Regions from separate parts of the Homo sapiens genome. Here region 1 is linked to region 2. The links are chromatin contacts, found by Hi-C or POLR2A ChIA-PET in ENCODE. All regions are on one chromosome and are shown on one strand. Each heading gives the region's core, a stretch centred on a gene start or an enhancer-like site at or near the end of the contact. The rest is flanking DNA. Distances are from core to core; before and after follow the strand shown.

What was found. Hi-C counts contacts between places; a loop is a spot of excess contacts on that map. ChIA-PET counts read pairs that join two places held with the same protein, here RNA polymerase II (POLR2A). Pooled maps may share reads with other maps.
Region 1: a pooled map shows a loop between it and region 2 (3-fold over the local background). The contact joins the promoter of ZNF789 here to the enhancer-like site in region 2. A Hi-C loop is called at or near these places in 1 of 50 pooled maps. POLR2A ChIA-PET finds 5 or more read pairs at or near these places in 2 of 52 experiments (HCT116 and T-cell).

The regions. Positions count from the first base shown.
Region 1 is chr7:99,469,917-99,477,441 of GRCh38, forward strand. ZNF789 (zinc finger protein 789) reads left to right here and starts at 2,974. Exons shown (of 5, transcript NM_213603.3): 1 at 2,974-3,140; 2 at 6,487-6,564. The coding sequence starts at 6,541. RefSeq lists enhancers at 2,214-2,373, 2,594-2,683, 2,974-3,263.
Region 2 is chr7:99,106,577-99,114,223 of GRCh38, forward strand. All of the region lies in intron 1 of SMURF1 (SMAD specific E3 ubiquitin protein ligase 1), which reads right to left. Among named protein-coding and RNA genes, the nearest start is that of SMURF1, 34 kb to the right of the region's middle. RefSeq lists enhancers at 2,291-2,793, 5,345-5,414. Within about 2 kb of position 5,640, at least 4 of the 41 ENCODE cell types and tissues checked have a DNase peak (open chromatin) inside an H3K27ac peak, as active enhancers do.

The DNA of each region.
Region 1 (7,525 bases), core at 1,724-4,223, 360 kb after region 2:
AACCAATACTTAGGTCGTGCTGTTCACATCTGTAGCAGGATTTATCAGGACTGTGCCTCAGACAGTACATTCACAGGACTTCAGACAGGACCTTAAAACAGTGCAGGAGCACTTTGGGAGGCTGAGGCGGGCAGATTGCTTGAGCCCAGGAGTTCAAGACCAGCCTGGGCAACGTATCAAAACCGTCTCTCAAAAAAAAAATAAAAATAAAAAAATAAACAAACAAACAAACAAAAAACAACGATAAAAGCAAAAGCAAAAATGCCAGGTGTAGTGGTGCATACCTGTAGTACCAGCTGCTGCTTAGGAGGCTGAGGCGGGATGATCCCTTGAGCGCAGGTCGAGGCTGCAGTGAGCTATCATTGTGCCACTACACTCCAACCTGGGTGACAAGGTGAGACACTGTCTCTAAATGAAAAAATAAATAAAACGGTTCAGAGCTCGGGAAATAGTTGCCTTCCCAATCCAAAAACTACCTGCCCACCCTGGGGGCTGCTATCCTTGGAGAAGCATTGGTGGTGCAGCCTGATCTCCAGCATTTGAAGTTCCAGCACCACTAGCACAAAGCGTTATTCAAAACAAATGAGGAGGAAGTCAGTTGTCTTCCCCGAGCCGCTCCTATGGGACTGCGCTGGCCTGACGTGTCATCCGGCTCCCTCCCCACATTCGTATTCCTGGAACGACCTGCTGGACTGAGTTCCTTGTCCTCTCCCTAGGGGTGGCCAGGCCTGACCTCACTGCCTTCCCTATGTTCAAATGTCTTGAACCTGGAGTACTGAGTGTTCCTGTTTTCTGTTAAAGCCAACAGGAGCCAGGTGCGATGGCTCATGCCTGTAATCCCAGAACTTTGGGAGGTCGAGATGGGAGGATCGTTTGAGCCCAGGAGTTTGAGACCAGCCTGGGCAACATAGCAAGACCCCATCTCTTTTATTTTTTATTTTATTTTATTTATTTATTTATGAGACAGAGTCTCACTCTGTCACCCAGGCTGGAGTACAATGGCACAATCTCGGCTCCCTGCCACCTCCGCCTCCTGGGTTCAAGCGATTCTCCTGCCTCAGCCTCCCGAGTAGCTGGGATTACATACTCCTGCCACCGAGCCCGGCTAATTTTTGTATTTTTAGTAGTGACGGGGTTTCACCATGTTGGCCAGGCTGGTCTCGAACTCCTGATCTCAGGTAATCTGCCTGCCTTGACCTCCCAAAGTGCTGGAATTGCAGGCGTGAGCCACTGCACTCAGCCAACACACATATGTTTATTGCAACACTATTTACAATAGCAAAGACATGGAACCAACCCAAATGCCCATCAGTGGTAGACTGGATAAAGAAAATGTGGTACAAATACACCATGGAATACTAAGCAGCCACAAAAAGGAATGAGATCCTGTCCTTTGCAGGGACATGGATGAAGCTGGTGGCCATCAGCCTCAGCAAACTAACACAGGAACAGAAAACCAAACACAGCATGTTCTCATTCATAAGTGGGAATTGAATATTGAGAACGCATGGACACAGAGAGGGGAACAACACACACCTGGGCCTTTTGGGGAGTCGGGGGTAAGGGGAGGGAACTTAGAGGATGGGTCAATAGGTGCAGCAAACCACCATGGCACATGTAACAAACCTGCACGTTCTGCACGTGTATCCTGTTTGTTTTGTTTTGTTTAGAAGAAATAAAAAACAAACAAAACTTGGGAGGCCAAGGCAGGCGGATCACTTGAGGTCAGGAGTTCGAGACCAGCCTGGCCAAAATGGTGAAACCCCGTCTCTACTAAAAACACACACACAAAAAAAATTAGCCGGGAGTGGTAGCGGGCGCCTGTAGTCCCAGCTACTCAGGAGGCTGACGCAGGAGAATGGCGTGAACCCGGGAGGCGGAGCTTGCAGTGAGCCGAGATCGCGCCACTGCACTCCAGCCTGGGCGAGAGCGAGACTGTCTCAAAAAAAAAAGAAAAAAAATTAACCCCTTACTCACATTAAAACTGTATTTTGGGGGTAATTTACATAAGCCACACAATTATCCTTTTAATTAAGATCTAATATTCTTTTTTTTTTTTTTGAGACAGAGTCTCGCTCTGTCGCCAGTCTGGAGTGCAGTGGTGGGATCTCGGCTCACTGCAAGCTCCGCCTCCCGAGTTCAAGTGATTCTCCTGCCTCAGCCTCCCGAGTAGCTGGCACTACAGGCACGCCGCCACCATGCCCAGCTAATTTTTTTTTTTTTTTTTTTTTTTTTGAGACGGAGTCTCGCTCTGTCACCCAGGCTGGAGTGCGGTGGCGCAATCTCGGCTCACCGCAACCTCCGCCTCCCGGGTTCAAGCGCTTCTCCTGCCTCAGCCTCCCGAGTAGCCGGGGTTACAGGCAGGCACCACCATGCCCGGCTAATTTTATTTGTATTTTTAGTAGAGACGGGTTTCTCCATTGTTGGTCAGGCTGGTATCGAACTCCCGACCTCAGGTGATCCACCCGCCTCGGCCTCCCAGAGTGCTGGGATTACAGGCGTGAGCCACCGCGCCCGGCAATTTTTTTGTATTTTTAGTAGAGAAGGGGTTTCACCATGTTGGCCAGGATGATCTAAATCTCTTGACCTGATCCGCCGGCCTCTGCCTCCCAAAGTGCTGGGATTACAGGCGTAAGCCACCGCGCCTGGCCCATTTTTCTTCTTTTATCTGATAACCTTACTCCCCTCCACAAACACACAGCCAAAGAAACGAATTGTGTCGCTCTTGAATCATAGAATAATTCTAAATTATGTTACGATTAAACAGGAGGGGCGGGGCCCTGTCCATCACGTGACTCTCTCGGTGCTGTCTCCGGCCGTTGATTGGCCTGGGCGGGGAGGGCGGCCGTTGATTGGTTCGGGCCCACTCGCGCGGGCGCCACTCTCTTTGTCTGACAAGAGAGTCGTGAAGCCTCCGCGGTCCTAGAGGGGCCGCTGGCTGGGACGCTTCGCTCGGCGCGCGCAGGTGGAGCCAGCGAGAGGCTCTGAGGCTGCCAGAGTGGTTGTGTCTGTTCCTCCGGTAAGGGGTGATTCGCCGAGGGGCGCGGACCAGACAGACCTCGGGTCAGGCCCGGGAACCCCGAGAGGAGAGCCCAGCCCCTGGTGGAGGCGGCTTGGCGGAGATTCGGAGCCGTCAGCAGGTTTGGGGAGAAGGAAACGAGTGTTGTGGGGGGCGTGGGTGCGGGGGGTAGGCCACTGCGCACACCCCCGGCTCGCAGGGGACGCTCCGGGTTTGTGCGGCGGCTCTCGGGGCCTGTGGCACCAGCTTTTGAGTATTTTTGGCGGTGTCAAGTCTTCGGCAGCGAGAGGAGCAAAGTCCGAAGAATGAATGGATGGTGAACGCCTGGACTTGGTTTTGTTAGAGTGGGAGATGAGCCGTGGTTGTTAGTGGAAGGTGTTCACGTGATTGTGAAGCGGCATTTTGGATTTTGTCAAAAGTTAACAGTCCCCTCCAGTTAAAGTTTTAAGAGTTTATTGTGCATGCAGAGGAACAGCTGGCAAATTGTTCCAATGGCAGCTTGGAAAGCTAAATGAGGAAGTGCAGTGATCTTGATTGTAATTGGCCATTATCAACTTGCATTCCTTCTAGGGTAAGTCGAGCTGGATCAGCCTCGCATCTGTAGCTGATTGGTTCAGTTTATCATGCGGACGAGAAAAAAGCTTCTTTCCTGGTCAGCGCACACTTTTCAGGGAAATAAGGAATTGTTGTTGCTGTTGTGTTTGAGACGAAGTGTTACTCTGTTGCCCAGTTTGGAGTACAATGGGCCAATCTCGACTCACTGCAACCTCCAACTCCCGGGTTCAAGCGATTCTCCTGCCTCAGCCTCTCGAGTAGCGGGGACTACAGGCACGCGCCACCATGCCCGGCTAATTTTTGTATTTTTAGTGGAGACTGGGTTTCACTATGTTGGCCAGGCTGGTCTTGAACTCCTGACCTCATGATCCGCCCGCCTCGGCCTCCCAAAGTGCTGGGATTTACAGGTGTGAGCCACCACGCCCGGCCTGTTGTTTTTAAGAGAGACAGGGTCTTGCTCTGTCACCCAGGGTGGAGTGTAGTGGTGCCATCATAGCTCATTGCAGTCTCCAACTCCTGAACTCAAGGGAGAAATCAATGTATTTTAAATGCCTTACATGGCTGTGGGTGGTTGGCCTAGGGCCGTACCCAAAACATGGACTCCATTTAATTTTTCATTAGCAAGTCTGACATTCAGATGCACAGCCTTCACAAACACATTCAGTAAATATAGTGCAGGGGTGTCCAATCTCTTGGCTTCCCTGGGCCACATTGGAAGAAGAATTGTCTTGGACTACACATAAAATACACAAACACTAAAAATAGCTCATGAGCTAAAAAAAAATCGCAAAACAATTTCATAAGGTTTTAAGAAAGTTTACGAGCCGGGCGCGGTGGCTCACGCCTGTAATCCCAGCACTTTGGGAGGCCAAGGCGGGAGGATCACGAGGTCAGGAGATCAAGACCATCCTGGCTAACACGGTGAAACCCCGTCTCTACTAAAAATACAAAAAATTAGCGGGGCGTGGTGGCGGGCGCCTGTAGTCCCAGCTACTCGGGAAGCTGAGGCAGGAGAATGGCGTGAACCCGGGAGGCGGAGCTTGCAGTGAGCCGAGATCGCGCCACTGCACTCCAGCCTGGGCGACAGAGCGAGACTCCACCTCAAAAAAAAAAAAAAGAAAGTTTACGAATTTGTGTTGGGTTGGATTCAAAGTCGTCCTGGGCCATATGCGGTCCACAGGCTGAGGTTTGGACAAGTTTGGTGTAGAGAATGAAAGGGATGAGGCCTTTGCTCCAGCCTTGGAGCCATTGATCAGGATAGTTTTTAGAGTGTACCTCTTTGCTTAAAAGGCAGAGGGTCCACCCTGGGCAACATAGCAAGGCCCCACCTACAAAAGAACTACAAACAACTGGGCGTGGTGGTGCACTCTTGCAGTCCCATCTGCTTAGGAGACTGAGGCAGGAGCATTGCTTAAGCCCAGGAGTTGGAAGCTACAGTGAGCCATGATTACACCACTGCACTCCAGCCTGGGTGATAGAGGGAGACTCCTCAAAAAAAAAAAGAAAGGCAAAGGGTCTTCTAAACTGTTTTCAGGGAAGGTGAACTGTGTTTGAGGGGCATCCATTAAAATGAAAGTGAATTTCATTAAAATTCATCCTGAGTTAGAAAGCAAGTCTGTAGGCTGGGCGCAGTGGCTCACGCCTGTAATCCCAGCACTTTGGGAGGCTGAGGTGGGTGGATCACCTGAGATCAGGAGTTCAAGACCAGCCTGACCAACATGGTGAAACCCCATCTCAACTAAAAATACAAAAAAGTAGCTGGGCATGGCGGCGGGTGCCTGTAATCCCAGCTACTTCCGGAGGCTGAGGCAGGAGAATCGCTTGAACCCAGGAGGCGGAGGTTGCAGTGAGCAGAGATCACACCATTGTACTCCAGCCTGCACAACAAGAGTGAAACTCTGTTTAAAAAAAAAAAAAAATCAAGTCTGTAATTGTTACTGTTGCTGAATCCTGCTAGCAAATCACCAGGCTAGAGGTGAGGGTTGAGTGACCCCTTTAGAACACTTTCAGAGGGGGCTTGTCAGCAGGTGGAGCTGGCTGTAGGAGCAGGGTTGGAAATACGTAAGTAGATTTAGAGAAAGAAAAGCTGGTGAACTGGAATCCCTAGGATAACTAGACTCGGACATCCTGTGTGATAGGGGAGGGGAGCATTTGGCTTTCTCCTGTTGGTCCTAAATTAAAGGGAGTGGGGAGCAAAATTTTGGATAAAGCTGTTATTGATCAAGTCCTGATTTGGGGCCCATGCCTCAGAGGCTATGGTTTGGCTTCCAGAGCTGGTTGCTGCAGGGTGTGGATCAGAGTGCTATTTTTTCTTTCTTTTTTTTTTTTTTTTTGAGATGGAGTCTTGCTCTGTCACCAGGCTGGAGTGCAGTGGTACAATCTCAGTTCACTGCAACCTCCGCCTCCCAGGTTCAAGCGATTCTCCTGCCTCAGCCTCCCAAGTAGCTGGGAGTACAGGTGCCTGCCACCTCGCCCAGGTAATTTTTTGTATTTTAGTAGAGAAGGGCTTTCACCATGTTGGCCAGGATGGTCTCCATCTTCTGACCTCGTGATCCACCCGCCTCAGCCTCCCAAAGTGCTGGGATTATAGGCGTGAGCCACCGTGCCTGGCCAGAGTGCTATGTTTATATGTGGTCTATCTGCTGTCCCTTTGTATATGAGGTGCAGAGTATGACATGTTCTAGGGAGAAGGGGAGGGCAGGGCTGCAGGTTCTCTTGGATGGAGCTTGGGAAATTGAAATTACTAGACTTATTGTAGCGGCTCATGCATTTCATCACATGTTCCAACACCAAACACAGGGACTTTGTATTAAGCTTTGTCTGTGTGCCCCGTTGGAATTCCGGGTCCCAGATCTGCCAACCAAGAGAGCTTCAAATTAGGGCTGGCCTTACTGACTTTTTTTCTTCTCCAGCTCAGCCAGACGTCCAGGATCCCACCCCTTGCAAAAGACCAGGCCGTGGAAGCCATGTTCCCACCAGCCAGGGGGAAGGTGAGCTGTGCCTCCCCCTCTGCTTCATCAGCATAGTCACTGCCACCAGCAGCTCCTTCCTCAGACTGAGCCCTCTTGATCAATGTGGGGAGTTTTCCTTCTTAGACAGTGCAATGTAGAGAGCTTAGCCTCTGGAGTCACATGGGCTTCCTTCAGTTACATAAACACTCTGGCTCCAGTTTTCTTTTCTGTAAAATGGGTCAGTGAGAGTGCCTATCACAGCGAGTTGTGAAGATTCAATGAAAAACACCCTGTGAAGTCCTTTGTGCAGTATCTGGTTACTCGTTTAGCACTGTGTTAAGTTGTTGCTCTTATTACCGTAGTAGTTGCCCATTGTTTCTGTCTGTGAGCATTATTGTGCACCTACTGCTGTACACTCCAGGTGCTGTTTTCTGTGCTGGGAGATCAACTCTTACCTGTAGGAGATTACAACCTGATTAGAGAGATAGTTGTGTAAGGAACTTCTCATAATAAATTCTGAACTGTTCCTATGAACGGGTATAATGGAAGGTCAGTTATTGAATTTGTAGCATTATGGAGGGTGATTAGAAGAGACTGAGTTGTTTTGTCTTTTTTTTTTTTTGACGGAGTCTCACTCTGTTGCCAGGCTGGAGTGTAGTGGCGCGATCTCAGCTCACTGCATCCTCTGCCTCCCGGGTTCAAGTGATTATCCTGCCTCAGCCTCCCAAGTAGCTGGGACTACAGGCGAGTGCCACCACGCCCAGCTAATTTTTGTACTTTTAGTAGAGACGGGGTTTCACCATGTTGGCCAGAATGGTCTCCATCTCTTGACCTCGTGATCCACCCACCTCAGCCTCCCAGAGTACTGGCATTACAGGCGTGAGCCACTGTGCCCAGCCTGTGTTTTGTCTTTTTTTAGACGGAGTCTCACACTGTTGCCCAGGCTGGAATGCAGTGGCATGATCATGGCTCATGGCAGCCTTGACCTTCCCAGGCTCAG
Region 2 (7,647 bases), core at 4,390-6,889:
CTAACTGCAAGCAAGTCAGACAGGTGGCCAGCCTCTGTCTTTAACAATTCCATTGTTGCCGGGAGCAGTGGTGTATGCCTGTAATCCCAACCGCTCAGGAGGCAGAGGCAGGATCGCTTGAGCCTGGGAGTTCAAATCCAGCCTGGGCAATATAGCGAGACCTTGTCTCTTGAAAAAACAGAAAAGAGAATTCCAGTGCCTTCTCCGACCTCTTTTTTTCCCCCTTCAGTTGGTTTTTCCCAAGTGATTTAAGGATTGAATCAAAGCTAAGCAGCTCTTTGCTTGTTTCGTTAGCAGCTCATGACTGCATTAATCACAGGCACTACTGCGGTGAAGATGAAATATTCCTTTTGCATTTTCCCCAAGTAAGTGTGGAAAGATGTAGGAAGAAATCCAAAGGTAGTTATAATTATTAACCAGATGGAAATAACACATCGTAGATTCTGTGATGTTTTTGGTAAAAGTACATTCATGTGTCACCAGAAGGAACAAGATTGAACAAAGATGACTCACTGCCCTTAGCACCTGCATAGCAGACGTAGAGAGTTCCCATCACCTCTGTAGCAAGGGTGTGAAATTGAAATCTACCCTCATTAATTCTTCTGCCACTACAAAGGACCCTCACCATGGGGAGCCTCTTATAGAAAGCATTCTTTTCTGGAAAACTTTGTATATTTCAAAATAACTTAAAGAATATAAGTGGATTATTTGTAACTCAAAGGATAAATGCTTCAGGGGATGGATACTCCATTCTCCACAATGTGCTTATTTCACATTGCCTGCCTGTATCAAAACATCTCATGTACCTCATAAATATATACACCTACTATGTACCCACAAAAATTTTAAAAGATAATAAAATTTTTGTAATTGTCACCAAAAACAAACGAACAAAAAAGACACTGACATTAAGATATTTCTGATTGGGCTTCATTGATTCCTTAAGATCCAGACTCATGAGGAGCTCCTAGAAATCGCTCGGACCTAACACAACTGACAAATGGGAAACAACCATTCTTGAACACAGAGAAAGTTGAGCGTCAACCTCCAGCCATTCTCACTGCAAACGATCTTTCTGTCCTATTTGCAGGGTTACCCTGCACTAAACAGCATACAGTTACAGGAAGCAAGAAATATTAAGCTCCTCCCAGGCTTCTCGGAGCCAGTCCCAGGGTGGTATTAAGTGGCATTCCCGGAGAAAAGAAGTTGCTCTTAATGCAACCTCACACGTGATCGATCTTTTGACCATTAGTAACACCACCAGCATATGGAGACATCTTATTGTTCACCTAAACAGCCAGCCTGTTGGCATATATACACACCTGACCCAGAAACTAGGTGACAAGTATCCCAAACGTGTGAAAAGCATGGAAAGTGAAGTTGCTGACCTAATTTGCCTATGTGAGAACCCTTTCAAAAGTCATTCTTCTTAAAATCTCATTTATAACAGACATCTCTGAACTCACAAGTTTAAGAAAATCCCTTGAAAGTATGCAAAAACCACGAACAGAACAAACCTCATCACACTGTAATGAAATTCACAACCTACTCACAACATAAAGAACACTTGGCCATTGTTGCTGTGCAGAGCCTTAACAACTGGTCCATACCAGGCATTCCCTGTTACGCCCTTGCACTAAAGACTTGCAATTTTGTTTTGATACGGAGTCTCGCTCTGTCGCCCAGGCTGGAGTGCAGTGGCGCGATCTTGGCTCACTGCAACCTCCGCCACCTGGGTTCAAGCAATTCTCAGCCAGGCATGGTGGCTCACGCTTGTAATCCCAGCACTTTGGGAGGCCGAGGCGGGCAGATTACCTAAGGTCAGGGGTTCAAGACCAGCCTGGCAAATATGGTGAAACCCCGTCTCTACTAAAAATACAAAAAAATTAACCGAGCGTGGTGGTGCATGCCTGTAATCCTAGCTACTGGGGAGGCTGAGGCAGGAGGATCGCTTGAACCCAGGAGGTGAAGGTTGCAGTGAGCCAAGATCGCACCACTGCACTCCAGCCTGGGCAATAGAGAGAAACTCTGTCTCAAAAAAAAAAAAAAAAAAAAAAAAGAAAGAAAGAAAGAAAAAAAGAAAAGGACACAGGAGCATTGCCCATTAGATGAGCAGAGCATTTTCCAGAGCCATTTCTTCAATTCCATCACTAGACACACAGCTGCAAGCCTAAAGTAATATGCACACTTTAAATCAAGGAAGAAGTTTAGTAAGAAGGCTCTTAGTAACCTTCTGAGCATAACAGAATGGAATTCAGTATTGACAAGAGTAACAAATTTGTGGCGTGACCGGAAATTTGGAAGAGGTTGAGTTTTCCTAATATGATATTAAGCTAATGCATCGTGTTGAAAGTCATTCTGTACACCCAGAAGTGACATGTTAAGGGAATAGCATGATTCCTGATGTGCAGTTATTTACCCACGTTCTTTCCTCTCCAAGCCTACTCTGCTATACTCTCTCTATAACGCTGGGGCTAGAGTTTCACCAACTTACCTAGGTTTTCCAGACCCCTGTTGACTGACTCCCTGTTAACTTCTGCCAACAGGAAGTCCTAGAGAGAGGATGGAAGATGACAGGAGAGAAAAAGGGACTTCCTTCCTAGTTTCCTATTTCTGTCAGTATGCCACCAGCAGCAGCAGATGGTGGTTCCAGCCCCCATCTTCCGTTGTCACTCTTAGTGCCAGCCTCGCCACACCCCCTCACAGACACCGGCAAGCCGCAGGGCTTAGCCCCAGGTTGTCCTCAGGCTATACTGTGTTCACTCCCTCACTGGCTGGCTCCCAAACGCTGACCAGATGGGAGCCCTCTCAGTTGACTTGGCACCCACCAGGTCACAAACCCTCCCTAGGGGTTCAAACACTCACTGAGCTGCACCCACACCCTCAAACATCTGTACAGCAGTTCTGCAGTGCCTCTCTCGGAGGCCTGGAGACCAGCCCCACAGGAGCCCTGCACCAAGCTCCAAAACTGTGGTAACACCATCTCTTATTTTTCCCCAGCCCTGGAAGTGACAGTGTCTGCACTATCCTAGTACCCCATTTCCTTTGTATTTTGTCAGCCTTTGAACTCGTATATAACCCAATCCTCATATTCAATCTCTTCCATCTGAAATGCCTGGAGTAGTTTGTTTTTCTGACTGGACTCTGAGTGAGTCACCAAAGATAACGAAAAAGCATTTGATAAAATTCGACATCCAAGTATGATTTTTTTAAACTTAATACAAGAAAAAGATATAAATGTTTTCTCCACATGATAAAATATACATATTTCAATTCAAAAGCTAATATCTCGCTTCATGGACAAACATTAAGACACATTTCCATCAAAGCCAAGAGCAAACAAGGACATCCCTCAAACCAGCAACACATAGTACATAGTACACAGACTCCTTTGTACTGTAGAAGAGTGTTGGGATGCACTAATGACTCAACAGAATAAGAAAAAGAGCTAGAAATAAAAAATGAGGTCCTGAAACATTGTTCATTGATATGATTATCAGGAAAATATACTGAAAAACTATTATAAAGAATAAGAATAATTCAGTAAGATAACTGGGAACACAATTAGAATACTGAAAACAACAACCTTTGTATCTACAGGCAATCTTAGTTCACAGATGTGGTAAAGATCTCATTTAAAGCAACAGTGAAAAAAGATAAAATTCCTAGAAATAAACTTTAGAAATAAAACCATATGAAGAAAGTTTTATATATGAAGGGTTGAACAAATGGAGAAACATAACAAGTTCTTGGATAAAAAGATGCAACATAAAATCAGTTCTTTCCAAATTAATCTAGGAATTTAACACAATCCTGTGAAAATATTTATGGAATTTTTCTTGGGGAAGAATCAGGGAACTAGATATCAAGAGCTAGCTCACAGGAAATAAACATAAACAGCCCGTGAATATATGAAAGGACCCTCAACCTCACTCAAGAGAGATGCAGATTAAACCTACAATAAGATGCCATCTCTCACCTATCAGACTGGCAAAAATCCAAGTTTGACAATCTATTGAAAAGATGATGCAGAAACAGACTGGAACAAATGCAAAATGTTACAACACCTACGTAGGGAAGTCCAGCCATATCTATCATATCTTTTTAAATGCATGTGCCGTTTAACTCAGCAATCTTACTCTGGCAATGTCGTCCATAGACAAACTGGCACATGTAAAGAAATGACATGCATGGGGCTACTTAGCACATCACTGAGGAACAAAGGCCTGGAAAAAGCCGAAGTGATCCAGCAACACAGTACTGACTGAGTAAATTCTGGTAAATACACAGCCATGAAAAAGGATGAGAGCGGTCCCCAGGAAAATAGTACATGACAAAAACAATACACAAGTGGTAGACATAGGGTGCCGCCTTTTGTGTAAAAAGGGAGTTAACAAGTATTTTAGCATTTGCTTGTATTTGCATGTTGAGAACCATGGAAGGATCAATAAGAAACTAATAAAATAGCTACCAACTGCAGGTGCAAGACTTACTGAGTACTCCTTTTTATAGCACTTTGATTTTTGAACCAGTTCAATATATTACCCTAGTCAAGAGGTAGTGGTAATAACTAATAAATAAATTTTAAAGGCCAAGAATAATGGAATAAAGGTCAATGATACAAAAAGGCAGTTCAGTGGAAAACCAAATACGAATGACACCTAAAAAGATGTTTATCCAAAATCATAAGAGAAAAACCAATAAACCAAAAAGAGATGGCATGTATCCATCAATTTGTGAAGATCAAGAAATTTGATACTAAGTAGTGTTGATGATGGTATAGAGAAACAGCCACTCTCAGACATTGCTGGTAGGCATATAAACTAAAATAATCTCTATGAAGAGCTATTTAGCAAATTTCAATTTAAATTAATTTTAAATAAATTTATTTTCTTTATAAATTACCCAGTCTATGGTATTCTGTTATGGCACCAGACAATGGACTAAGACAGTAGAGAACACCAAGTCTGTCACTCTATTAAAAACAATGAATAACTGGCAAAAACTGCCAGAATCAACTGTTTCAGAACACTGGGAAATAATCAAAAGCTTACTACAAGCAAGGGAACACCTAATACAAAATAAACAGCTAAGAGAGAGTCATGGAATTTTAATTTACCCTGGTCCCATCCACTCCCCAGTTCAGCAGCAGCCTTGAAGGCAACAGCTAACATTCCAGTACAGGTACCTAGTACCACAGGGAGCAGAACATATCTTATTCTCAAAGAATTGTGGTTGACTGATTTGACCTGTCTAGTGGCTCCCTGAAGAACTGGCTCAAAGGATATGCCTGTCTTTTGCCTAACTCAGAACTCTCCCAGGGCTAAGGTAGATATCAAGGGTAGAAGTGTGGGAGTGGTAGAGGTCTACAGGGGAGGAGAGGTGGGGTGTAGGGGCATGCATTTGTTGAAAACATTTAATGTACTCATTGCTATTACCTGGGGCAAGAGACAAACAATGGACTAATGTAAACACTTGGGAGGAAAGGCTAAGGAATGAGATACTTTAGGGAATATGGGCTTCATTTGAAGAGCTCCTACATATTTTTGTGAATCAAGAAAGTCACATGCATGCCACAACTGGGTGCATGCTCAGAAAAGACCTAAGAGGGCCCTAAGCTCCTACCTCTGGCTGACTTTCAGGATCTTTGCAAACAGGAAGTAAAAACTAAGACAGAGTTGTAAAATGCCTGGCTGCACCTTGAAGGCGTGCCTCACAACATACACACAGCCCATCTGCAAAGACTGGGGGGTTTCTGTTGTTGTTGTTGTCATTCCAGACGTGTAAATAAATCTCTAGTGATTCATCAGCTGACCACTAAGCTAGTGGAAGAGAGGCCTCTGTGGCCACACATGACAAAGGATACAGACTTCACAAAATTAGTTCAGAAAAGTCCTAAATGAACAAGGCATAGCTATAACAAGCAGCAACAATCCACAGGGAGGGGGAGCATCTCATTTCCTAAGTTACCACATTATAATATACAAAAAATCCAGTTTGGAACAAAAAAATTACAAGACATAAACAAAAAACTATGGCCTATACCCAGAAAAAAGAAATTAACAGAAATTGCCCCTGAGGAAGCCTAGTCACTGGACTTACTAGACAAAGACTATTTAAATCAATGGTCCTAAATATGCTTGAAGAGCTAAAAACAAAAACAAAAGCCAGGTCTAAAGAACTAATGGAAACCATGAGAACAGTGTCTCAACAAATACAGAATATCAACAAAGTGACAAAAATTATAAAAAAGCAATCAAATAAAAATTCTGGGTTTGAAAAGTACAATAATGTAAATTAAAAATTCACGAGAGGCTCAACAGCAGATTTGAACAGGTAAAAAATGAAGTCATGAGAATAGATAAACCTGAGAATAGGTAACTTGAGGTTTTCTGGCTTGATGAACAGAAATAAAAAAAAATTTTTTTTAAATAAAGAGAGTCTAAGAAGTCTGTGGAATACCATCTGGCATAACATAAGCATAATAGGAATCCCAGAATGAGAGAAGAGAAAGGAGCAGGAAAATTATTTTTAAAAATAATGACTGCAAGTGTCCCAAACTTGATGAAAAACATGAATCTACACATTCAAGAAGCTAAACAAACTTTTAAGTAAGATAAATTCAAAGGGATACACACAGGAACACATTATAATCAAATTGTTATATGACAAAGACAAAGAGAGAATCCTGAAAACAGCAAGAGAGAAACAACTAATCATGTAGAAGGCATCCTCAATAAAAGTCACATCTGACATCGCATCAGAAACCATAGAGCCAAAGGCAATGGAATTATATATTCAAATTACTAAAAGAAAAGCATTGTCAACCAAAAATTCTATATGTGCCAGAACTATCCTTCAAATACAAAGGAGAAATGAAGACATTACAAAGCTAAAAACCAAGAAAGTTTGTAGATAGTAAACCTGCTCTACAAGAAATGCTGAGGGGAGTCTTTCAAGCTGAAACAAAAGAACATTAGACGGCTGGGAGCGGTGGCTCACACCTGTAATCCCAGCACTTTGGGAGTCCAAGGCGGGCAGATCACAAGGTCAGGAGATCGAGATCATCCTGGCTAACACGGTGAAACCCTGTCACTACTAAAAATACAAAACAGTAGCTGGGTGTGGTGGCGGGGCCTGTGGTCCCAGCTACTTAGGAGGCTGAGGCAGGAGAATGGCGTGAACCCGGGAGGCGGAGCTTGCAGTGAGCCGAGATCATGCCACTGCACTCCAGCCTGGGTGACAAAGTGAGACTCCGTCTAAAAAAAAAAAAAAAAAAAAAAAAAAAAGAACATTAGACAGTAACCTGAGAAATAAAGAACACTAATAAAGGAAAATATATAGGCAAATTTAAAAAAGGAATAGTAATGTTATTTTTGGCTTGTAACTCTTCTTTTTAAAATATGATTTAACAGATGGCTGCATAAAAATTATTACAAATACACACTGATGAGCACATAATGTATAAAGATATAATCTGTGACAATAACAAGATAAAGTGGTGGACAGAACTATATAAGAGCAAAGTTTTTATATATCATTGAAACTAAGTTGGTATTAAGTTAAACTAGATTGTTATAAATTAAGATGTTAATTGTAAACCACGGGGCAACCACTAAGAAAATACTATTTAAATTTGTACTAAAG